4 separate regions of the Homo sapiens genome follow, and regions 2, 3 and 4 are each linked to region 1. Evidence: chromatin loops called from intact Hi-C (ENCODE). Cell type or tissue: heart right ventricle. All regions are shown on one strand. Each heading gives the region's core, and the rest is flanking DNA. Links, peaks and the distances in the headings are about the cores only. Region 1 holds the start of WBSCR23 (Williams-Beuren syndrome chromosome region 23). Region 2 overlaps GTF2IRD1 (GTF2I repeat domain containing 1). Region 3 has its middle 3.7 kb from the start of GTF2IRD1. Region 4 overlaps GTF2IRD1 (GTF2I repeat domain containing 1).

Region 1 (5,887 bases), core at 366-5,365:
GATCACTGCTTGTGGGGGACTGAGACCTGCAGGGCCTGGAAAGGGTTAAAAATCTGGGGAAGGGGCTGGGGAATGAAGGTGGCAGGAACCCTGGGACAGATGATTTGGTTAATTCCCTCCCTCCCAGGGAACTGCAGGGAGAGGCCTGATATGATGTGGGGATTCTGGGATAAACGGCCCACCCCTGCCCCTAAGAGGTCAGAATGTGCTTGGGGGGTGTTGGTGGATGGTAGCCAAGCTGAGTGCTGGGGGCAGGGTCTGGTGGGCACTCAGGACAGGCATCAGACCTGGTGTTGGTATGTATGTATGCATGTAGGTAGGTGTGTATGCATGTAGTAGGTATGTATGCATGTAGTAGGTATGTATACATGCATCCATGTTTTTTTTGTTTTTTTTTTTTGAGACGGAGTCTTGTTCTGTTGCCCAGGCTGGAGTGCAGTGGCACAATCTTGGCTCACTGCAACCTCCGCTTCCAGGGTTCAAGCGATTCTCCTGCCTCAACCTCCCGAGTGGCTGGGACTACAGGCATGCGCCGCTGCGCCTGGCTAATTTTTTTTGTATTTTTAGTAGAGACGGGGTTTTGCCATGTTGGCCAGGTTGGTTTCGAACTCCTGACCTCAGGTGATCTGCCTGGCTCAGCCTCGCAAAGTGCTGGGATTACAGGCGTGAGCCATCATGCCCAGCTGCATGTTTGTATTTTTGAAACAAGGTCTTTACTCTGTTGCCCAGGCTGGAGTGCAGTGGTGCGATCATAGCTCACTGCAGCCTTTACCTCCCAGGCTCAAGCAATCCTCCCATCTCAGCCTCCCAAGTAGCTGGGACCACAGGTACCAGCCACCACGCCCAGCTAACTTTTTATTTTTTGTAGAGACAAGGGTCTCACTATGTTGCCCAAGCTGGTCTCAAACTCCTGGGATCAAGAGATCCACCCACCTCAGCCTCCCAAAGCGCTGGGATTACAGGAGTGAGCCACCAAGTCCGGCCTGGTGTGGGCATGTATTTATTTTGAGATAGAGTCTTGCTCTGTCACCCAGACTGGAGTACAGTAGTGCAATCTCAGCTCACTGCAACCTCTCCCTCCCAGGTTCAAGCCATTCTCTTGCCTCAGCCTCCCGAGTAGCTGGGATTACACATGCGCACCACCACACCCGGCTAATTTTGTTTTTAGTAGAGATGGGAGTTTCACCATGTTGCCCAGGCTGGTCTCGAACTCCTGACCTCAAGAGATCCGCCCGCCTCGGCCTCCCAAAGTGCTGGGATTACAGGTGTGAGCCACCGCACCTGGCCTAGTGTGGGCATTTAGAGGCTTCTGAGAGAGGTGACATCTGGCTAGATGTTGGGGGCGGGAGAGTTCTCTATGTGAGAGTTCTCTAGGCAGAGGGAAGTAGGTGGAGTCTGTTTTCCCTTGCCCTCCCTTTGCACCTTCGAGGGGTGGTGGTGTGGTGGGAGCCGCCCTGGGTACCCCCTTGCAGGTAACACTGCCTCAGCCCAGAGCAGGGCTGGCCGCGGGCCTCCGGGGCCAGGGGCGGGGCCTCACCGAGCATTCCCAGCAAGGTCAAGGACGGTGGCCCTAGAGACCTCTGCAGAGGTGTCCTCTGGCGGGCTGGCTGGCTCCAGCTTCGTGGTGTCTTTGGTAAACTTGTTCCCTGTGGGGAGAGTCAGGGAGGTCAGGGTGAAGGCCCTCTGGCCTCCTCTTGCTGCAGAGCCCCTGGGTAAAGGTCTGTGTGTGAAGCTGGGGGAATCCCGGGGATAGGGCCTGGCCTCTGCCTGTCCTTGTGGGCGCCACGTCCAGCCAACAGCCAGGAACGGGTCCTGGGGAGAGACTCTGACGCCAGAAGGAGGAACAGCAGCCCTAGTGCCAGAGGTGGCCAGAGATTTGGGAGAGCAAGGGGCAGGAGGAATGGGAGGCAGCAACCAGAGATGGTTCTCCTGCCCTCCAACACACTATGGGGGCTGAGCCCTCAGAAAAGGGCCGGGGCTTCCCCATGGCTGCATCACAAGACCAGGCTCTCATGTCATCGTGCCAGGAGCCCAGAGGAAGGCGCCCTTATCCTCATCTCACAGACGTGGACACTGAAGCCCACAAGACCTTGCCCAAAGTCACACAGCTGGTGGGAGGCGGGACCGGAACTGGGGTGCCAGGATCACCCCAAGAACCGTGATGCTTTTGCTACCCCGGGAAGAGCCCGCATCTTCCTCCTGGGACAGGTGTGCTGGCCCACGGGCCACTGCATGGGCTCTGGAGTCACACTGCTGGGCATGCAGCAGGGACCCGTGCTCACCAGCTGGGCTTCCGTTCCTCTGTCTGCACGTGAGAGTAGTGGAGTGGAGCCACCTTCATAGGATTGTTGGAATCAGATTAAAATAAAATATGCTGGCAGCTTCAAAGAGAGCCTGGCACAGGCTCAGGTTCACCAACCTGGCACCGGTTAGCGTCCAGCTTTAGTACTCTCTGTCCAGGGCATTTGAAGCTGGGAGGGGTTGTCCTGACAGTCTGTCAGCACCTAGAAGCCTGGGACCCATTTCTGTCCCAGGACACAGAAACCACAGCCCAGCCTCCCTCCCTGCCTGAGGGGAGGCGCTCAGGAGGACCAAGTCCAGGGTGGTGGCAGCTCGGGTTCTGTTGGGGAACCAATCCGGAAACTTCAGAATGGACTAGATGGTCCCCACATACCTGTGAAAATTCGCTCATCAAACATCCTGGGGAGAGAAGAGAGACAGGCATGAGAACAGTGCAGGCTGGAGGACTCTCCCAGGGCTCGGGGAGATGCCTCCAGTCCCCTTTGGTGATGGTCACTGAGTGACACATGCACAGCTACAGACCTGGGCATCCGGCAGACATGCAGGCAGGAGAGGGCATGTCTGGAACCTCAGAACATCCCAAACCGTTTATTTTTATTTTTATTTTTGGAGACAGAGTCTCACTTTGTCGCCCAGGCTGGAGTGCAGTGGTGCGATCTTGGCTCACGGCAACCTCCGCCTCCAGGGTTCAAGCGATTCTTCTGCCTCAGCCTCCTGAGTAGCTGGGACTACAGACGTGCACCACCATGCCCTGCTAATTGTTGTACTTTAATCTAATTAATTAATTAACTTTTTTTTTGAGATGGAGTCTTGCTCTGTCGCCCAGGCTGGAGTGCAGTGGCGCGATCTCAGCAGGGGAGTGGGGTCTCTCAGCGTGAAAACAGGAGTCATTGTCAGCCTCGCTCCCCCAGCTCTGCCTCCCATGACTGGCGTTTTTGGTTCTATTCTAATTTCCTGCTGGGTTCCCCATGAACCTCCGCCTCCCGGGTTCAAGGGATTCTCCTCCCTCAGCCTCCTGAGTAGCTGGGATTACAGGCGTGTGCAACCACACCCAGCTAATTTCTGTATTTTTAGTAGAGATGGGGTTTCACCATGTTGGCCAGGCTGGTCTCGAACTCCTGACTTGAGGTGATCCACCTGCCTCAGCCTCCCAAAGTGCTGGGATTACAGGCGTGACCCACGGCACCCAGCCTATCCCAAACCATTTTTGCACAGTTAGGGAAAGCATGGGCCAACCCCTGGGGCGGTCTTGGAGGGTCTAATCTGCTCACAACTCCCTGGGGGCCTCTTCTGGCCCCAGGTGAGTGACTCAAGCCCATTTCCCACCAGCACCTACTCTGAATGACTTATTCGTTTATCCTGAGGGCTTTTGCCCAACTTCTCCTGCATCTTACTCAGTGACAGGCACAGGACGGCACAGAGCAGAGCTGCCAACCGATCGTGGCAGCACAAGGTGAACCGTGGGATCCTTTTTTTTTTTTTTGAGTTGGGGTCTTGCTCTATCACCCAGGCTGGAGTGCAGTGGTGCAATCATAGCTCACTGCAGACTTGAACTCCTGGGTTCAAGCGATCCTCCTACCTCAACCTCCCAAGTAGCTGGGACTATAGGCATGCGCCACCAATGCCAGCTAAGTTTTAAATTTTTTTGTAGAGACAGGGTCTTACTGTGTTGTCCACATTGAACTCCTGACCTCAAGTGATCCTCCTGCCTCAGCCTCCCAGAGCGCTGGGATTACAGACAAGAGCCACTGTGCCTGGCCTTGTGGGACCCTTCACAGGTGTCTTAGAAATCAAGGGGGCCCAAGCAGTGAGCGGCCAGCCCTTCCCTTAGGGAGGGAAGCAGGAGAGACTTTGCAGGAGAGAGAGCAGTGAGCTAGGTGAGGTGACTGGAGGCTGGAGGTGGAGGTGCACGGCCTTCAGTGCTGTCCTCAGGCACCTGGCCTCTACCCTGTGGGCAACAGGTGCCCCAATGGTCATGACAAGGTCAGATTATCAGAGAATGTATTGGAGGAGGGGAGGCTGGGCACCCAGGGGCCCATTTAGGGACCCAAGTCATCCAGGTAAGATGCATGGAACCAGCCGGGCGTGGTGGCTCAAGCCTATAATCCCAGTACTTTGGGAAGCCCAGGCAGGTGGATCACCTGAGGTCAGGAGTTTGAGACCAGCCTGGCCAACATGGTGAAACCCCGTCTCTACTAAAAATACAAAAACTAGCCAGGTGTGGTGGTGCATGCCTGTAATCCCAGCTACTTGGGAGGCGGAGGCAGGAGAATTGCTTGAACCTGAGAGGCGGAGGTTTCAGTGAGCCGACATAGCACCACTGCACTCCAGCCTGGGCAATAGAGTGAGACTCCATCTGAAAAAAAAAAAAAAAAAAATGATGCATGGAACCTCTAGCCAGGAAAATGAGGATGAAATAAAGGTCTGAGAGTCTGAGAGGGCGGGGCTGGGCTCACACACTCTCCTGCCTCCAGGACTGGAGTTCTGGCATTCTTTCCCTTCTAACCTCAGCCCCACCAGGGTGGTGCCTGGTGGTGGGTCAGGGGCCCTCAGGCAGCTGATTATGGAGGTACAGCTTCCCTGCCATGGAGTGGCTGGACCACGGACAGAGCCTTGGGCTCTAGGGGGAATGTAGGAGGAAAGAAGGGATGTCCCAGCCTGCATACCTGACAATGTCCAAGGGAGGACCCAGCAGGAAATTAAAACAGAGGCAAAAACACCAGTCCTGGGAGGCAGAGCCGGGGGTGCAAGGCTGACGGTGACTTCTGTTTTCACGCTGGAGGCCCCACTCCCCTGCCACTCCTGAAGGCCCCCACACATCTGGATCCACAGGCCCAGAGGCAGCCTCAGGGAATAATTTTGGGGGAAAACTGGCTTCCTTTCTGAGGCCTGCTTCCTCAGCCCCACCCAGTGATGGAGACACAGTCAGCATTGGTTGTCGTTTTATTATTGTTTTCAGAGATAGGGTCTGGCTCTGTCGCCCAGGCTGGAGTGCAGTGGCGTGATCATAGCTCACTGCAGCCTCCAATTCCTGGGCTCAAGTGATCCTCCTCCGTCAGCCTCCTCAGTAGCTAGGACTACAGGTGCATACCACCAGGCCTGGCTATTTATTTTATTTTTTGTAGAAATAGGGTCTCACTATATTGCCCAGGTTGGTCTCAAACTCCTGGCCTCAAGTGATCCTCCTGTCTCAGCCTTTCCAAGTGCTAGGATTACAAGTGTAAGCCACTGTGCCCAGCCTGCAGTTTTATTATTTACAGTTTTATTTATTTATCAGGGAGAACAGGGTCGGGGAGATGTGGGTTCGAGACAGCATCAGGGACTTACACCATTCCCTGGGGGGGCATTGGGGGTGGAGGCAGATGTCAGGGAGCGGTCAGATGCCCTCACGGGCTGCCCGGACTGGAAGGCCCACATGATAGGCACTGACCAAGGGGTCGCTGGCCAGCCTCTAAGCACAGTTCTGAGTTCTAGAAATCTTCTCCAGATACTTTCTCCTCCTAAGTTCTGGCTTAGCTAGAACCAATATATCTGCCCCTGAGGTGTGAACCCACAGCCCTGGGGGATTCTATTGTATCCCAGTAGG
Region 2 (5,887 bases), core at 455-5,454, 55 kb after region 1:
TATGAGCAAACCACAAAGACACGCAACACCACGGTGGAATCTCGCAAGGATGATGAAAGAATCTGAGGTCACATGGTAGAATTCCATTTATGTAAGGTTCAAAAGGAGGCCACATTCTGAAGCCAGGAGATGGAACGGCGGTTATCGTGGTGGGTCAGGGAGAGTGGTAGTAACTGGAAGGGGGTGAGAGGGGCTTGTCAATGCTGTTTCTTGATCTGGGTGCTGGTTACCTGGGTAGTTTAGTGTGTGAACAGTTATCAAGGTGTTTCTCTTACAACAAATAACTTTGTTCTCAATGAAAAGTGTGCATAAGGCCAGAAACAGTGGCTCGCACCCGTAATCCCAGCACTTTGGGAGGCTGAGGCAGGAGGACCACTTGAGCCCAGAAATTTGAGACCAGCCTGGACAACACAGAGAGACCCTGACTCTACAAAAAATTTAAAATTTAGCCATGTGTGGTGGCACATGCCTGTCGTCCCAGCTACTCGGGAGGCTAAGGCAGGAGGATCACTTGATCCCATGAGGTTGAGGCTGCAGTGAGCCGAGATTGCATCACTGCACTCCAGCCTGGGATACAGAAGGAGGCCCGTCTCAAAAAAAAAAAAAAAAAAAAAAAGTTTTAGGAGACATCAGGTATTGGGACACCCAGTCAGATGACAGAAAAAAACAAACAAACAAACAGCAAAACTGTCCCTTTTTAATCCTGCCCTGCAACTACAGATGGTACAGTTCCGCCTAGAGGCAGGGCTCCACCTCCAGCCTCCTCTGGCCCCCTCACCCCATGCTGTCACTAGGGCAGGGGCTGCAAGAGCCAGCTGGGAATGTCACTGGAGACAAAACCCCACACCTGTGGTCGAGCTCTTCCCAGCCTAGCAGCCATGAGTTTCACACTAAATCCTGGCCCACCCCACAGAAGGGCCCTGGGTGCACACAGTCCTCCCAGCCAAGCGATTTGGTGACGCTGTGACGTGTTTCAGGAAGTTCAATTTTAACTCTGTTCCCACCCTTCGCTCCAGGACTTATAATTCTATAAATTAATCCTGAGTTAATTATCCCAAATGCAAAGATTTACATGCAAAGATGTTTCCCCAAAGCTTTCACTTGGTACATCCACAGATACACACACCCACATATAAACAAGGAGTAGGTGCAGGCAACCTGATGCCCAGCAGAGGCTGATTCCAACACTGGACAGGATGACCTCAGGGGCATACACAGTGCAGCCCGGGATGCAAACTCCAGACCGTGCATCTCAGGGTGGGATCCATGCCTGACTTTGCTTCCCTCTACTTTTCTGTATTTTCTAAGTCACCTAAGGTAAGTATTACTTTTACAATTTGGAAAGAAACAACAGAAACCTCATCCTTTAAAAACAAAAGCAGGCTGGGCGTGGTGGCTCACTCCTGTAATCCCAACACTCTGGGAGCCAGAGAAGCAGGAGGATTGCCTGAGGCCAAGAGTTTGAGACCAGCCTGGGCAACATCGCAAGACCCCATCTCTAACAAAAAATTTAAAATATGAGCCGGGCGTGGTGGCACGCGCCTGTCGTCACAGCTACTCAGAAAGCTGAGGTGGGAGGATGGCTTGAGCCCAGGAGTTCAAGAATGCATCGAACTGGGATTGCGCCACTGCACTCCAGCCTGGGCGATAGAGCAAGACCTCATTTCTAAAAAAATTTTCCTTTTAAATAAAAAATAGAGCAAAACAAAAAGCAAAACCAACCATCCAACACAGCTGCTCCACCCCATGACAGGAAAGTTGGCCCCAGGCGGGGGCAAAGGGGCAGTCCAGGAAGTACAGGGATTCATGCTGCCTTCCAAGGGGAAGTGAGGGAGCCGCCTGCCTCTTCCCTGGAGGGGCTGGGGGAAGCCGATCTGAGGCCTGGCCATGCGAAGCCCCATCTGCCCTTCATCTAGGCTTCTGGAAGGTAGGGCGTCCTTCCTCCACGTGGAGGACGGGATTTAGGAAAAGGGGCTGTCTCCTCTCAGCTCGGGCTGTGCATCAGGTACTAGGAGCACTCAAAGAGAGCCCCCAAACTCAGGTTTCTCCATTTCTCTCCCGTCCCCCGGGGCGGGCACGGAGGGACTCCGCCGCCGCCGGCAGTATGCGGGGTCCAGGCCGCCCCATGCCTGCTCTACCAGGAGGGGAGGCCAGGATCCGCCGGGCAGACGGCTCCGCGGTTCAGGTTTCCACCCTTGTTATTTAAAGCCTGAGCCTGGCTCCTGGCAGGCGGGCAGGGGCGGCCGCCTGCCTGCGTGACCAGGATGAGAAATCGCAGTCCTGACGCGGGCCTGCGTGCCTATGGCAACTGGCGTTGTGGCCTTGGAGACTAATCTCCGGGCTGTCAGCCGGCGGGGACTCTCCAGCAGGGCCACGGCTCCCTGCAAAGGCCCTTGGCTGGGGGATCGGACAAGGCTCTCTTCCAGTGGAGGAGGGGGCGCTTGCCCCTGCACTGGGGCCCCTGGCCAGGCTCACAGATCCACATGTTCCCACGGCCACAGCCTCCGTCACACACACACGTGGGGACAATCACAGGGGTGGGGACACAGCCACCAGCTCACAGGCACCAATACTCTCTCACACTGTGTCCCACACCGCACAGGGCCCAACAGCAGGTGCTCCTGCCCTTGAAGGATTCCCAGGCTGGCAGGGAAAATGACCAAAAAAATAGACTACTGGGAAAAAAAAAAAAGATTAAAACACAGTGCAAGGATTTGAGCTGAGTGATGGTTACATGAGTATACAAGTCGGGGGAAAATTCATCACACGGGATGCTTAAGATTTATGTACTTGGGCTGGGTGCGATGGCTCACGACTGTAATCCCAGCACTTAGGGAGGCCGAGGCGGGCAGATCACTTGAGGTCAGGAGTTTGAGACCAGCCTGGCCAACATGGCAAAACCCCGTCTCTACTAAAAATACAAAAATTAGCTGGGCATGGTGGACGCGCCTATAAGCCACTCAGGAGGCTGAGACAGGAGAATTGTTTGAACCCAGGATGGGGACGTTGCAATGAGCCAAGACCACGCCACTCCAGCCTAGATGACAGAGCAGGACTCTGTCTCCAAAAAAAAAAAAAAAAAAAAAAGATTCATGTACTCATGTACTTTACTGGAAGTAAATTATGCTTCAGTGAAAGATAAAAATAAGTGGCATGGAAGAAGCCCAGGACGGCGGGTGAGGCAGTCAGGGTGGGGCTTCCTGGAGGAGGTGACACCTGAGCTGCCGGGACCCTCCCAGGGGAGTTGGCGTTTGCAGGTGAGGAGGGGAGACAGGCACTGTGCCCAGGCCCTGCTCTTCTACAAGGGAGGCGCCTTCCCTGCCCCACCGCAGCACCCACCTCCCCTAGAAATAAATGCTGAATAAATAAAGACCTGTTTGAAGGAGTGCCAAATTACTGGCTGCCCAGGAAACCCAACCGCCAGCCTGGGCCGCCCACGTGTCCTGGTCGGGCCTGAGCGGGGCCAGAGGCTGTGGGAGTGGGTGGGTGGGTGGGGAACAAATCCAGCTCTGCATGGCTGGAGTGTGCAGGGCAGGGCAGGAAGTGGTGGGCAGAGACCAGCGTGGCCATTGGGGTGAGGCCAAGGATCTCGGAAGGTCAGCCTCGCTGCAGGGTGTGGGGCAGGGGTGAGACGTGGGCAGTGAGGGGGATCCCAGGAAGCTACGGCGGAGGAACTGTCGGGTCATGCTTGGAGTTGGGGAGCCAGGAGTTGCCAAGTCTCTGCGACAGCCCAGGCCAGAGACAGCCAGGCATGAAGCAGACAGCAGCAGGGGATGGAGGACGGGGCAGAGCTTTGGGACCAGGAGCTGGCGACGGGGGGTCCCAAGGGAGGCACCTGGAATGACCACCAGGTTTCTGATCCCAGGAGTTTGAGACCAGCCTGGGCAACATAGTGAGACCCCATCTCTATAATTTTTTTTTTTTTAATTAGCCTAGTGTGATAGCATGTGCCTGTAGTCCCAGCTACTCCAGAGGCTGGGGTGGGAGGGTTGCTTGGGCCCAGGAGGCAGAGGTTGCAGTGAGCCATGATCACGCTACTGCACTCCAGCCTGGACAATACAGCAAGACCCTATCTCAAAAAAAAAGGTGGGGCTGGTGGCTCATGCCTATAATCCCAGCACTTTGGGAGGCTGAGGTGGGTGGTTCAGTTGAGGCCAGGAGTTTGAGACCAGCCTGGCCAACATGGTGAAACCCCATCTCTACTAAAAGCATAAAAATTAGTTGGGCGTGGTGGCATGTGCCTGTAATCCCAGCTACTCAGGAGGATGAGGTGGGAGGATCGCTTGAGCCCAAGAGTTCTAGGCTACAGTGAGCTATGATCGCACCACTGCACTCCAGCCTGGGTGACAGAGCAAGACCCTGTCTCTAAACACACACACACACACACAATGCTCAAACTTTCCTCTCCCCACTGAGCAAAAGGGTGATGGTAATTCTACTGCTCTCAGCTCTGTGAGAGCCCCACGTGAGAATGTGTGAACAGGGCCTGGCGCTGGGCCTGGGGACACCAAGTGCCCGCTCACTTAACAGCAGTGATGACGGGGACGATTGCTCAAGCTGACATCACCCGCCGAGCTGCTGTCCACCCCTGACATCAGGTCCCGTGTTGCTCACAGTATATCTCTGTCCCTCCACGCAAGGGGCGGTTGGGGAGTGCTGGGTGGGAAATGCAGGCTTGGCACCCAGCTAGGGGTCAGGGAACCCGGGCATTTGGTGCCCCCAGTTCTGGCTGAGCCCCGGAGGCTTATCTGAGCTCATGTGCATGGTGCAGAAGTATTTATTTGTTCTCAGGCAGGCATCTGAAAAGCGTGGGGGCTGGGTGTCAGGAGACAGTGGGAGGAAACCAGCTCTGGGGCGGTGCCAACCCCTGGGGCCAGGCAGTGCAGGGGGGCCCTGGGATCCTGTCTCCCAAGAACCCTTCGCTTGCCAGACATAAACATGCCTTCTCAGAACAACACGGATGAGGAACATCAGGCCTTTTCTTGTCGGGAAAAGGCTGGACGGAAAAAAGCCCATTACTCGTGGGTGATCTAATCCTGGGGCGCTGGCTCACGGGGCCCCCAGCCCTGCCCGCCTGAGCCGGCTCACTCCCCGACCTCTACCCACCCATGCCCCTGCAACCACTGAGCCAACGGGTGAGGACAGGTGTCCCAGGGCAGGCTATGCCCTGCAGTGGGCTGGGGAACAGCCCACCTGCTATGTAAAACCTCAGCACTAGCACTGCCCCTCCCTGGGCCTCAGTTTCTCCATCTGTCAATGGAGAACCTGGGCTAGAAGTTGTCTGAGGGCCTTGCCATCCTTGGCCCCAGATGGAAGGATCCCCATGCCCCCTCCCTCCCCTGGCATCTGGCCTCCCCACCTGCCCTGACCTACTCCAAAGCATTCATTATAGTCACCCCATTCCAGTCACCCAGCCCTGCCCTGCCCCGTCCCACCCCAAATGCCCTCTGGCCCTCCCCGCACCTCTTTTTTTTTTGGACACAAAAAAAAAACTGTCGCCCAGGCTGGAGTGCACTGGTGCGATCTTAGCTCACTGCAACCTCTGTCTCTCAGGTTCAAGTGATTCTCCTGACTCAGCCTCTTGAGTAGCGGGGATTACAGGTGCGCACTGGCATGTGTGGCTAATTTTTGTATTTTTAGTAGAGATGGGGTTTCACCATGTTGGCCAGGCTGGTCTCAAACTCCTGGCCTCAAGTGATCCTCCCTCCTCAGCCTCCCAAAGTGCTGGGATTACAGGCGCGATCCACCACGCCCAGCCCCGTTCTTGCTTTAAACACTTGGATGCCCCATCTTCCAGAGCCCTTTCATCTTCTAGTCCCCATTCCAGAGGCTTCCCTATTTCCAGTCTTGGGCCTACCCACATCCTCAGCCCTTGTTCCCGTCTTTT
Region 3 (5,887 bases), core at 233-5,232, 85 kb after region 1:
GTCCTTCCCCCACGTGGTGCCCTGATCCCTGAACTAGACCTTGGCTAGACTGGGCATGGCAGGGAGGGAGGGACTCACCCCAGGCAGGCCCCAACCCCAGGGAGCTTCTGGCTTAGAAGGACAGCCAAACATAGATCGAGAATCTCCCAGGTCCTGGCAAAACCCACAAGGTCTCCCCACAGCCTCCTGGCCAAACTGCCTTTGCAAAGATTAGGACAGTGACAGAAGTTTAGCGTGGCTGACTCCATCTTGCTTCCAGCCTCACGCGCTGGCTGTCTTCACTCATTCCGGGGCATAGGCCAAGCTAACCGGGGGAGGAATTTAGTTTATAGTTCAACTTTGAAACAAGGATGATAATAGTTACTCCTTAAACCTAACCTGCTTTTTATACAAGAGACCAAAACCACCTTTGTAAAACTAACGAAAGGCCGTGAGATTAGGATTATGGGAGGGGCCTGGACGCTGCTAAAACCTACGCATCGTTTTTATAATCTGACTGCTCAGGAGTCATGTGGCGAGAGATCACAAGATTTGTGAGTTCCCCACTTCCTCCTATAGATAGCATCTCTATTGTGGAAACTGAGATTGGTCTTTGGAGATGTTTTTCAGACTTTCGCATTCGGGCAACCGACTGACTCACCTGGACCTGTGTGACTCATGACTCAGCCCATCCTGTGGCCCCCACTCAGAGACCGACTCAGTGCATAAGGACCGTTTGCCACACCCCTGTGATTTCATCTCCAACCAATCAGCAGTACCCATTCCCTGGGCCCTTGCCCACCAAATTATCCATAAAAACCCTAGCCTCTGAGTTCTTGGGGAGATTTATTTGAGTAATAACTCCAGTCCTACTGCTTGGCTAGCTCTGCATTAATAAGACGCTTTTGGCTGGGCTCAGTGGCTCATGCCTGTAATCCCAGCACTTTGGGAGGCGAAGGTGGGTGGATTGCTTGAGGTCAGGAGTTCAAGACCAGCATGGCCAACACAGCGAAACCTGGTCACTAAAAATACAAAAATTAGCCGGGTGTGGTGGTGCATGCCTGTAATCCCAGCTACTCAGAAGGCTGACGCATGAGAATCACTGGAACCCAGGAGGTGGAGGCTGCAGTGAGCCAAGATTCAGCCACTGCACTCCAGCCTGGGTGACAGAGTGAGACTGTGTTTCAAAAATTAGGCCAGGCACGGTGGCTCATGCCTGTAATCCTAACACTTTGGGAGGCCGAGGCAGGTGGATCACTTGAGGTCAGGCATTCAAGATCAGCCTGGCCAACATGGTGAAACCCTGTCTCTACTAAAAACACAAAAATTAGCCGGGCGTGGTGGCAGGCACCTGTGATCCCAGCTGCTTAGGAGGCTGAGGCATAAGAATCGCTTGAACCTGGGAGGCGGAGGTTGCAGTGAGCCAAGATCGCACCACTGCACTCCAGCCTGGGCGACAGAGTAAGACTGTCTAAAAAATTTTAAAAATTAAGAAACATAAAACTATTTCTCGCTGTAATACCATGGTCTCAGTGAATTCTTCCTGTGCAGCGGCAGGAACACCCGTCAGACAATTACACTGGGGTCTCTTCTGGACACACACCAGGAACTTGGTGAGGGTTAACTTTGGCTGACCAGGTCTCCTATAGGAAACCCACAAACCCATCAGACTGAGAGCTCCTCCCAGGCAGGCCACATCTGCAGTGCCCAGCACAAGGCAGGGCGCAGAGGGGCCCTCATGCCCACAGAGGATGTTGGGCCATGTCAGGGTTGGGAATGAAGTCACCAATGCTCCCTCCATCCTTCACCACCCTCCTGTTGTAAGGAGGTCTGGGACATCTCAAGGCACCCTCCTGTGTGGCCCTCTGAGACCCAGGTCGTCTCCCACCCTGCCTCTTTCTCTTTTTCTTTTCTTTTTTTTTTTTTGAGACGGAGCCTTGCCCTGTCACCCAAGCTGGAGTGCAATGGCATGATCTCGGCTCACTGCAACCTCCGCCTCCCAGTTTCAAGCGATTCTCCTGCCTCAGCCTGCCGAGTAGCTGGGATCACAGGCACGCGCCACCACGCTGGGCTAATTTATTTTTTAATCTTTAGTATAGACAGGGTTTCACCATGTTGGCCAGGCTGGTCTCAAACTCCTGACCTCGTGATCCGCCCGCCTCGGCCTCCCAAAGTGCTGGGATTACAGGTGTGAGCCACCGCACCTGGCCCCTGCCTCTTTGTCTAATCACCTGCATGACCTTGAGCAAGTCAGTTTTCCTCTGTGAGTCTCCACTTCCCTCCTCCTGCAGCTTCTCATTGGACCACAGTGTGGCCCCCATGGTAGATAACACTGGTGATTGGCCCCTGCTTGTCAAGCATCTCCTAGGTGCTGGGTTGGTTGCATTTAAGTTCTCTAAGCCTTGCGCTAAGCCTGCCAGGTGGGTACTATTGGCCTCATGTTACAGTGGGGTAAAGTCACGTACTTAAAGACATGCAGCCCTGGCCGGGCGCAGTGGCTCATGCCTGTAATCCCAGCACTTTGGGAGGCCGAGGTGGGTGGATCACCTGAGGTCAGGAGTTCGAGACCAGCCTGGCCAACATGGCAAAACCCCGTCTCTACTAAAAATACAAAAAAATTAGCTGGGTGTGGTGGTGCACACCTGTAGTCCCAGCTACTTAGGAGGCTGAGGCAGGAGGATTGCTTGAGCCCAGGAGTTGGAGGCTGCAATGAACTATGATTGTGCCACTGCACTCCAGTCTGGGTGACAGAGTGAGACTCTGTCTCCCCACCCCATCAAAAAAAAAAAACAAAACAAAAAAACAAAAACATGTGGCCCTGTGAGTGGAGCTGCTGGGTCTGGGCGAAAGGATAGAGCTGCCGCGCACTGACTCGTGGTACCCCCATGATGTCTGCACCGGCCCGTGCAGTGTCAGGGCTAGGGCATGCCCTCCGTGGGCCCAGTTGGTTTGAAGGCCGAATGTTTCCCTGACCCCAAGTCCTACACCCCAGGGCTTGGAGGAACTGAGGCTTGGTAGGGAAGCATCAGTGTATGCTCAATACTGCCCTCTGCAGGTAGAATCTGGAACAGGGGTGATTCAAGGGGCGTGCTCCCTGCAGCCTCTGGGAGACCTCTCTGCTCCCTGAGAGCCAAACAGCCAGCATGACCCCAGCCTCACCCAGGCAGAGAGCAGGTGGCAGTGTGGTACAACACTGGCACGTCCAGCCCCCGCTCGGCCACATCTGGGAATGACATCTGGCTCCACATGTGCCGTGCATCCTAGGCCAAGTCAACCAGCCTCTCTGGGCTTCAGCTTCCTCATCTGTAAAATGCAGCTAAGATAGAACTGGCTTCGTAAGATCGCTGTGAGGGTCAAATGACACACAATGCAGGAAAAATGTCTTGAGTGGTGTCTGGTGCATAGTAAGCGATCAAGGATAGTTCTTGATTGTTTTATTGGTTGGTTTCATCTAGTAACTAAGTCCAATTCAGAGTTTTAGCTTGAATTGCTCTTCCTAAGGACAAGGTCAAGATCACTCACGTTGTTGTCAAGTTCAGTTCCTTCTCCTGAGAAGGACAACAACGGCTCCCTTCACTGAGAGAGGAGTTTAGTGGAAAAATGTTCTGTTACTGTAACCCACTGTAGCAAACACTGCCGGGCACAGTGGCTTAAGCACTTTAGGAGGCTGAGGCAGGAGGATCGCTTGAGCCCAGGAGTTTGAGACCAGCTTAGGCAACATAGTGACACTCTGTCTCTAAGAAAGAGAGAGAAAGAGAGAGAGAGAAAAAAAAGAGGGAGGGAGAAAGAAAAAGAGAGGAAGGGAAGGAGGAAGGAAGGAAGGAAAGAGAGAAAAAGAAAGAAGGAAGGAAGAAAGAAAGAGAGGAGGAAGGAAGGAAGGAAAGAAAGAAAGAAGAGGGAGGGGAGGGAGGGGTCAGGAGGGGAGGTAAGGGAAAGAGAAGTGAAGAGACGAGAAGAGAAAAGAGAAGAGAAGAGATGAGAGGGGAAGAAAAGAGAGGTGAGATTCTGGCCAGACGCAGTGGCTCATACCTGCAATCCCAGCACTGTAGGAGGCCGAGACAGGAGGATCATTTGAGCACAGGAGTTTGAAAACAGCCTAGGCAACATAGTGAAAACTTGTCAAAAAAAGAAATGAAGGAAGGGAGGGAGGGAGGGAGGGAGGGAGGGAGGGAGGGGAGACAGAAAAGAAGGAAAGAAATAGAGGAAAGGAAAGGTAAGGTAAGGTGGTTTTGGACTGGCTCTCACCTGTAATCCCAACACTTTAGGAGGCCAAGGCAGAAGAATCACTTAACATCAGGCCTGGGCAACATAGCGAGTCCTCATCTCTACAAAAAATTTTAAAATTAGCCAGGTGTAGTACTGCGTGCCTGTAGTCTCAGCTATTTAGGAGGCTGAAGTGACAGGATGGCTTGAGCTTGGGTAAGTCAAGGCTGCAGTGACAGTGAGCTGTGATTGCACCACTGTGCTCCAGCCTGGGTGACAGAGCAAGACTCTGTCTCAAAAAAAAAAAAAAAAAAAAAAAAGAAATTCTTGCCAGTGGCTTGTCCCCATCCATAGAAGTTTTTCCTTTTGTCAAGCCCCCTGACCGCAAAGAACCCCACATCGCCAGACTCTAATCACCTCTGCCCCTCACAGGCCCCAGCTCTTCTCCTGTGGGCTCTGGCCAGGTTCCCCCTACTAGGCAGATATGGAAACTGAGGCCCCTCTCACGCCTTCCTCTCCGCTGCCTCGCAGTCACAGAACTGAGGCCTGGTAAAGCTTTTGCCATCCACACTCTTGTTCACTGAACCTTACTGAGGACCCTCTGGCCGGTGGGCGGGACTATCCCATTTCACAGATGGGAATGCAGGATGCAGGTCATTTGCAGAAGTGAGTGTGTACCTGGGCATCCTAAGGAACTCCTAAGGCACAAGCTGGCCACTTCCTCCTGGCCCGGTGCAGAACTGGCCACCAGAAAGCAATGCCCATATGAACCTAGCCTTCAGCTCCCCTGGCATTCGGGCTCACGGCTGGATCCCTGACCTCCTATAAGCGTCACTTTATTTCCCCCCAATCCTGGACCACTTCTCCCCTCCTCTCACTTGGTTCCTTGAAGGAAACATGCCAAGGGGACCTGGGAGCAGGTAGAGGGACCACCCCGTCATCTCCAACAAGATAACCGTTCTCTGCACCTGGGGGCAACGTCAGAGGAAACCTGGGTTTTGCTGCCCCAGATGTGATCACAGAGGACCAAAGGTGAGGATGGTGAACCCAGTGCCCTCCGGGGGGGCAAACTGCAGGACCGCAAAAGCAGGCCAAACCCACAGCAGCCCAGGAGTGTGTGGAGGCAGCGTGTGGCCCTCAAGGCTCCTGGCCGGACACCTGCCATTCCTTTTTCCTGTCTCCCTGGCTTTCCCTGTCTTTTCAGGATGACAAGTTTATCTGATACATTGCTATTTATTCTTTTTTTTTTTTTTTTTTTTTGAAACGGAGTCTTGCTCTGTCTCTCAGGCTGGAGTGCAGTGGCGCGATCTCAGCACTGCAAGCTCCACCTCCCGGGTTCACGCCATTCTCCTGCCTCAGCCTCTCCGAGTAGCTGGGACTACAGGCGCCCGCCATCACGCCCAGCTGATTTTCTGTATTTTTAGTAGAGACGGGGTTTCACAGTGGTCTCGATCTCCTGACCTTGTGATCCACCCGCCTCGGCCTCCCAAAGTGCTGGGATTACAAGGCTGAGCCACCGCGCCCGGTTGCTATTTATTCTTTAAAAATAAGACTTGAGGCTGGGAGTGGTGGCTCGTGCTTGTAAGCTTAGCACTTTGGGAGGCCGAGATGAGAGGATCACTTGAAGCCAGGAATTCACGACCAACCTGGGCAGCATAGTGAGACCCCCATCTCTAAAAAATAAATAAATAAATAAATAAATTCA
Region 4 (5,887 bases), core at 231-5,230, 69 kb after region 1:
CATCCTATCCTCCAAATACCTTCCATATTTTTTTTTTTTTTGAGATGGAGTCTCGCTCTGTCGTCCAGGCTGGAGTGCAGTGGCTCGATCTCGGTTCACTGCAAGCTCCACCTCCCGGGTTCACGTCATTCTCCTGCCTCAGCCTCCCGAGTAGCTGGGACTACAGGCGCCCACCATCACGCCCGGCTAATTTTTTTGTATTTTTAGTAGAGACGGGGTTTCACCATGTTAGCCAGGATGGTCTCGCTCTCCTGACCTCATGATCTGCCTGCCTTGGCCTCCCAAAGTGCTGGGATTACAGGCGTGAGCCACCGCGCCCGGCCCTTCCATATTTTCTTATGAGGAATAAATAAACTCCTTTTTGTTTAACTGTCAGGTTTAATATCTAAAGTCTGCCAGGCTACACACACACACACACACACACACACACACACACACACACACACACAGTTTTTTTTTTTTTTGGAGATGGAGTCTCGCTGCTCTGTCGCCAGGCTGGAGTGCAGTAGCACAGTCTTGGCTCACTGCAACCTCTGCCTCCGAGGTTCAAGTGATTCTCCTGTCTCAGCCTCCCAAGTAGCTGGGATTACAGGCACGTGCCACCACGCCCGGCTAATTTTTTGTATTTTTAGTAGAGATGGGGTTTCACCATGTTGGCCAGGCTGGTCTTGAACTCCTGACCTTGTGATCTGCGCGTCTCAGCCTCCCAAAGTGCTGGGATTACAGGAGTGAGCCACTGCGGCCTGGCTGGGTTTTTTTTTTTTTTTTAAATTATTTTTATGTTTTGTAGAGAACAGGGTCTCACTACGTTGCCCAGGCCGGTCTCAAACTCCTAAGCTCAAGCAATCTGCCCATCTCGGCCTTCCGAAGTGCTAAAATTACATGCCTGAGCTGCTGCACCTGACCTGGCTTAATATTTAGATATTTGCTATATTTACAGTTGGGTGTTTAATTACCTGTAGCCAAATGCAGCCCTAAATGACAGGGGACAGTCCCCTCTTTACCACTAACCAGGACTCGGGGAGCTGTGTACACTGGGGAGTAAAGCTCCAGGCTAGTAGTCAGGATTCAGCAGAACGTCAAGTAATCAGGCCTCGTCACCGCCGGTGGCCTCAGGAATGTCACATACATGTGCATATACACACCCATGCATGCACACAAGCATGTGTGTCTAAATAGCCCAGAGGCGGATCACCTGAGGACAGGAGTTCAAGACCAGTCTGGTCCAACATGGTGAAACCCCGTCTCTACTAAAAATACAAAAATTAGCCGGGAGCAGTGGCGGGCGCCTGTAATCCCAGCTACTCAGGAGACTGAGGCAGGAGAATCGCTTGAAACCAGGAGTCAGAGGTTGCAGTGAGTCGAGATCAAACCACTGCACTCCAGCCTGGGTGACAGAGCGAGATTCTGACTCAAAAAATAAAAATAAAAAATTAAATACAAAATAAAATACAAAAATTAGCTAGGTGTGGTAGTGCATGCCTGTAATCCCAGCTACTCGGGAAGCTGAGGCAGGCAAATCGCTTGAACCTGGGAGGTGGAGGTTGCAGTGAGCCAAGATCACGCCACTGCACTCCAGCCTGGGCGACAGAGCAAGACTCTATCTCAACAACAAAACAAAATAAATAAATAAATAAATAGCCCAGAGGATTAACTGTTCTGGCACTCCACACTTGTGCTGTCTGCACACATCAGCTGCCTTTCCTGGAGGGAAACGCTCCAAATTGGGCTGTACTCGGCTCAGAGAGACAAGCTGCCCCCACTGCCATCGCCACTGCCCTCCAGATGCCTCTGAACGCCACAGCCAGGCCGGCAGAAGCAGCTCCTGGGATGGGTAGAGGAGCGCCAACGAGAGCTGGGATTGAAGGATGGAGAGGGGCCGGGCATGGGGGCTCACCCCTGTAATCCCAGCATTTTGGGAGGCTGAGGCGGGTGGATCACTTGAGGTCAGGAGTTTGAGACCAGCCTGGCCAACATGATGAAACCCCATCTCTACTAAAAATACAAAAACTAGCCGGGTGTGTTGGCAGGTGCATGTGGTCCCAGCTACTGGGGAGGGCTAAGGCAGAATTGCTTTAACCCATGAGGCGGAGGTTGCAGTGAGCCGAGATCATGCCACTGCACTCCAGCCTGGGCAATGGAGCGAGACCCTGTCTCCAAAAAAAAAAAAAAAGAAAGAAAAAGGGTGGAGGAGGCCCCCACCCTTCATGGGCCCCCACCCCGAGCTTGCTTCTAATTCACTTGACAAGGTTGCACAGGATGCCCACTCCGCAACAGGCAGGGTGCTAAGGTCAGGGATGCGGAGGACAACATGATGATGGGGCCGTGACCCACTGGAAGTCACACTCTGTCTGTGAAGGTGACAGACAAGCACGAGGGCAATTATAGTCTTGTTTGTGATGCGGGCTGTGGCTGGGGACACAGACAAGAGGCACCTAACGTGACCTGGAGAGGGAGATGAGGTCAGGGAAGCTTTGCAGAGAGGAGTGACAACCCAGCTGAGACCTGCAACGAGAAATCAGCCCAGGGACACAGCCGGGGAGCATTACGCACGCTCTAGGGGAGAGGCAGCAGCGTTCCAGGAAGCGAGACGGAGCACAGTACGTTTTAGAAACGATGAGGCTCATCGTGGCTGGCACAGAGAGACACAGGCAGGGCCTGGCCATGCCTAGTCTGTAGCTTTTCCAGGAGCCACGGGAACCCCTGAGCTGCCTGGGAGTGAGGCCATCAGATACAGATCTTTACCTGGAGCCAATGCAGCAGCCCCACCGTCACGTCCTGTCTCTGGCCCTACGCTTCTGTCCAAATCACCGTCCTCCAGGGCCATGCAGAAAGCCACTTCTGCAGGCTGCCATCAAACACACCTGGGAGTGGCATTGTCTCCCGTCCCCTAAGCAGCCACAGGTAGCCCCCGCCCCAGAACAGGGCCTGGCCTCTAACAAGCGGGATGGCTGACTGTGACCTTGAGGGGCTAAGGGGTCGGCAGGCCAAGGGGACCAACCAGTTCTACCTTTGAGGTTTTCCCAGTTTGCAGAAGCAGAAACCGAGGCATGCTGTCCGGGTGCAGTGGCTCATGCCTATAATCCCAACACATTGGGAGGCCAAGGCGGGTGGATCACTTGAGGCCAGGAGTTCAAGACCAGCCTGGGCAACATGGTGAAACCCTGTCTCTACTAAAAATACAAAAAATTAGCCAGGCATGGTGGCGGGCGCCCGTGATCCCAGCTACTCGGGAGGCTGAGGCAGGAGACTCACTTGAACCCAGGAGGTAGAGGTTGCAGTGAGCCGAGATCCTGCCACTGCACTCCAGCCTGGGCAACAGAGGAAGACTCTGTCTCAAAAAAAATAAATAAATTGAGGCATGCCACACCCCACACCCCACACCCCACGGACAGAGGGGGTGTGTCCCAGACAGGCAGAAAATAAGAACAGATCTTGGAATGATGGGGTCCAAGGTTCACTGTCTGGGGGAGTGGGGCTCCCACAGGGCCAGCTTCTGGGGTCATCACGTGACAAGCTGACAAAGTGTTCTTCACTGAGATGGCAGCTAGCTCCCCGCAACTGAATACACTGATTTTCCCAAGAACCTGGCAATACTATATAAGAAAACTATCCTTGTTTTTTCAGATGAGGCTCAGAGAGGTACAGTCACTTGCCTGTGGTCACACAGCAGCTCAGCAGTCAGGCTGGGATTTGAACCTAGGTGTGTCTGGCTTCAAAGACCCTGATGGTTCCACTGCACCCTGCTGTGAAGTGAGGGAGCCCTGGCCTCTGACCCAGGGCCACCAAGAGCATCTCTCCTTTGGATATGCTGAGAAGAGAATATCTCAGGGAGCTGGTGGCCCGGGGCAGGTGGGGAGGTGGACCAGGATCAAAGAGGGAGGATGTGGTTTGCCCACCTGCCCAGAGGGCTGCACCCACAGCTGGCAGCCAGGGTGTGCCCTGGGAGCAGAGGTAACCACCTCCTTCCCCAAAGCCCTGCCTCTCCCCACCTGGCCTCACTGCAAGAAGCGGCCATGCCTGAAAAACCAGCTCCTGGATAAACATGAGAGAAACATCAGACTGAGAGAGTCACAAGACCCCTTGGAGCTGCCAGGACCACCCTGGAGCCAGGTGGGTGGGCGGTGGGTCTTGTCTGCTGCAAGGAGCCACCCAGGAGCACCCAAGGGCCTTCCTTCCTGCACAGGGCTAACCTCTTTCCAGGCTACCCACCGAGTGCTGGCCCCAGGGTCCAGCCTTTGAGGACTTTGGGGAACCCGGTAGGGGTGGGAGGCAAGGGTGGGGTACAGGGGAAAGGTACTTGGGGCAACCTTCATTAGAGAGGGGCCACAACGATTTCACAAATAACAAATTAAATAACAAAGTAAAAACCAGCTGGGCGCGGTGGCTTGTGCTCATGTCTGTAATCCCAGCACTTTGGGAGGCTGAGGCAGGTGGATCACTCGAGGTCAGGGGTTCGAGACCAGCCTGGCCAACATGGCGAAACCCCGTCTCTACTAAAAACACAAAAATTAGCCGGGTGTGGTGGCAGGTGCCTGTAATCCCAGCTATTTGGGAGGCTGAGGCGGGAGAAGTGCCTGAACCCAGGAGGAGGGGGGCTGCCATGAGCCGTGATCACACCACTACACTCCAGCCTGGGTGACAGAAGGAGACTCTGTTTCAAAAACAAACAAATAACAACAACAAAAACAACAAAGTAAAAACCCCCCAAATCTCTCAAGACACCCACGCAAGACATGTGATCACCCAGGAAGCTCCATCTCCTTAGGAAGCCGAGAGCCCTGGGAAACTCATGGATTTGCCAATGGGAAACTGACAAACTCTTGCTGGGCTCCCCTGCTTCATTCATGCCCACCTGGCAAACCTGTGGAGGTACTTGCTGTGGTTCCATTTTCTAGAGGGTCAAACTGAGGCTCAGCCTCAGGCAAGTGACAGGCTGGAGTCCGTAAACCACCATAATCTAGGCTCTAGCCACAAAAACATTCACCAGAATAGCCACTGTTCACACAGGGCTGACCTCAGGCAGCAGTGGATTCCAAACATTTAGCAACCAGAACTGTATTTAGAGCTCTAACAGGTAACTCTGGTAAAAGTGGTCCTAGGGCAGGGCGCGGTGGCTCACACCTGTAATTCCAGCACTCTGGGAGGCCAAGATGGGTGGATCATTTGAGGTCAGGAGTTCGAAACCAGCCTGGACAACATGGTGAAACTCCGCCTCTACTAAAAATACAAAAATTAGTCGGGTGTGGTGGCACGCACCTGTGATCCCAGCTACTCGAGAAGCTGAGGCAGGAGAATCAACTGAACCCGGGAGGCGGAGGTTGTAGTGAGCCGTGATCACGCCACTGCACTCCAGCCTGGGCGACAGAGTGAGACTCTGTCTCAAAAAAAAAAAAACAAAAAACAACAGTGGTCCTACTCTGGCCCAAAGGGGCACAGGAGGCTTGAGCCTCACATGTCCCCACCACCCGCTCCTTGGTGGCCCCTGGGGCCCTCCAGGGCTCTGTGGTAATCCACACACTCACATTACCCTCAGCTGAGTCTCACAGCCCTGCAAACCTAGTGTTCTGTTCTCCCACTTAAAGATGAACAGGCAGGACGCAGTGGCTCACCCCTCTAATCCCAGCACTTGGGAAGCTGAGGTTGTGGGATCACTTGAACACAGGAGTTCAAGACCAGCCTGGGCGACATGGCGAGACCCCCATCTCTACAAAATAAAAAAATTAGCTGGGTGTAGTGGCAAGTGCCTCCAAGCCCAGCTACTTAGGAGGCTGAAGTGGGAGAATCACTTGAGCCTAGGAGTTCAAGACTGCAGCAAGCTATGATTGCACCACTGCACTCCAGCCTGGGTGACAGAACGAGACCCTGTCTCAAAATAATAATAAGA

Evidence for each region. Hi-C counts contacts between places; a loop is a spot of excess contacts. Peaks named below come from ENCODE experiments on the same cell type or tissue, not always from the same donor. Only the 100,000 strongest peaks of a DNase experiment are listed, where the experiment ranks them.
Region 2: it touches region 1 in a loop (6-fold over the local background); 8 of 110 quality-filtered maps call a loop at or near these places.
Region 3: a loop joins it to region 1, with 1.9 times the contacts of the local background. A loop is called at or near these places in 37 of 110 quality-filtered maps.
Region 4: it touches region 1 in a loop (4-fold over the local background); 26 of 110 quality-filtered maps call a loop at or near these places.

Annotation. Positions count from the first base shown.
Region 1 is chr7:74,531,926-74,537,812 of GRCh38, reverse strand. It overlaps GTF2IRD1 (GTF2I repeat domain containing 1), which reads right to left. Exons shown (of 27, transcript NM_005685.4): 10 at 2,675-2,700; 11 at 1,538-1,646. WBSCR23 (Williams-Beuren syndrome chromosome region 23) reads right to left here and starts at 5,221. Exons shown (of 1, transcript XR_007060383.1): 1 at 4,600-5,221. In heart right ventricle, for the core only: no CTCF peak of the experiment used is centred there; a DNase peak (open chromatin) is centred at 2,402; H3K27ac peaks cover 1,818 bases.
Region 2 is chr7:74,476,953-74,482,839 of GRCh38, reverse strand. The region is part of intron 1 of GTF2IRD1 (GTF2I repeat domain containing 1); the gene reads right to left. Among named protein-coding and RNA genes, the nearest start is that of GTF2IRD1, 26 kb to the right of the region's middle. RefSeq lists enhancers at 2,292-2,341, 2,352-2,401, 2,452-2,501, 3,762-4,344, 4,345-4,926. In heart right ventricle, for the core only: no CTCF peak of the experiment used is centred there; DNase peaks (open chromatin) are centred at 1,775, 2,339, 4,559, 4,749 and 1 weaker place; H3K4me3 peaks cover 2,741 bases; H3K27ac peaks cover 5,000 bases.
Region 3 is chr7:74,447,254-74,453,140 of GRCh38, reverse strand. No RefSeq gene overlaps it. Among named protein-coding and RNA genes, the nearest start is that of GTF2IRD1, 3.7 kb to the left of the region's middle. RefSeq lists an enhancer at 420-939. In heart right ventricle, for the core only: CTCF peaks have their summits at 2,823 and 3,038 (motif pointing left); a DNase peak (open chromatin) is centred at 3,079; H3K27ac peaks cover 173 bases.
Region 4 is chr7:74,463,239-74,469,125 of GRCh38, reverse strand. The region is part of intron 1 of GTF2IRD1 (GTF2I repeat domain containing 1); the gene reads right to left. Among named protein-coding and RNA genes, the nearest start is that of GTF2IRD1, 12 kb to the right of the region's middle. In heart right ventricle, for the core only: no CTCF peak of the experiment used is centred there; a DNase peak (open chromatin) is centred at 2,565; H3K27ac peaks cover 3,497 bases.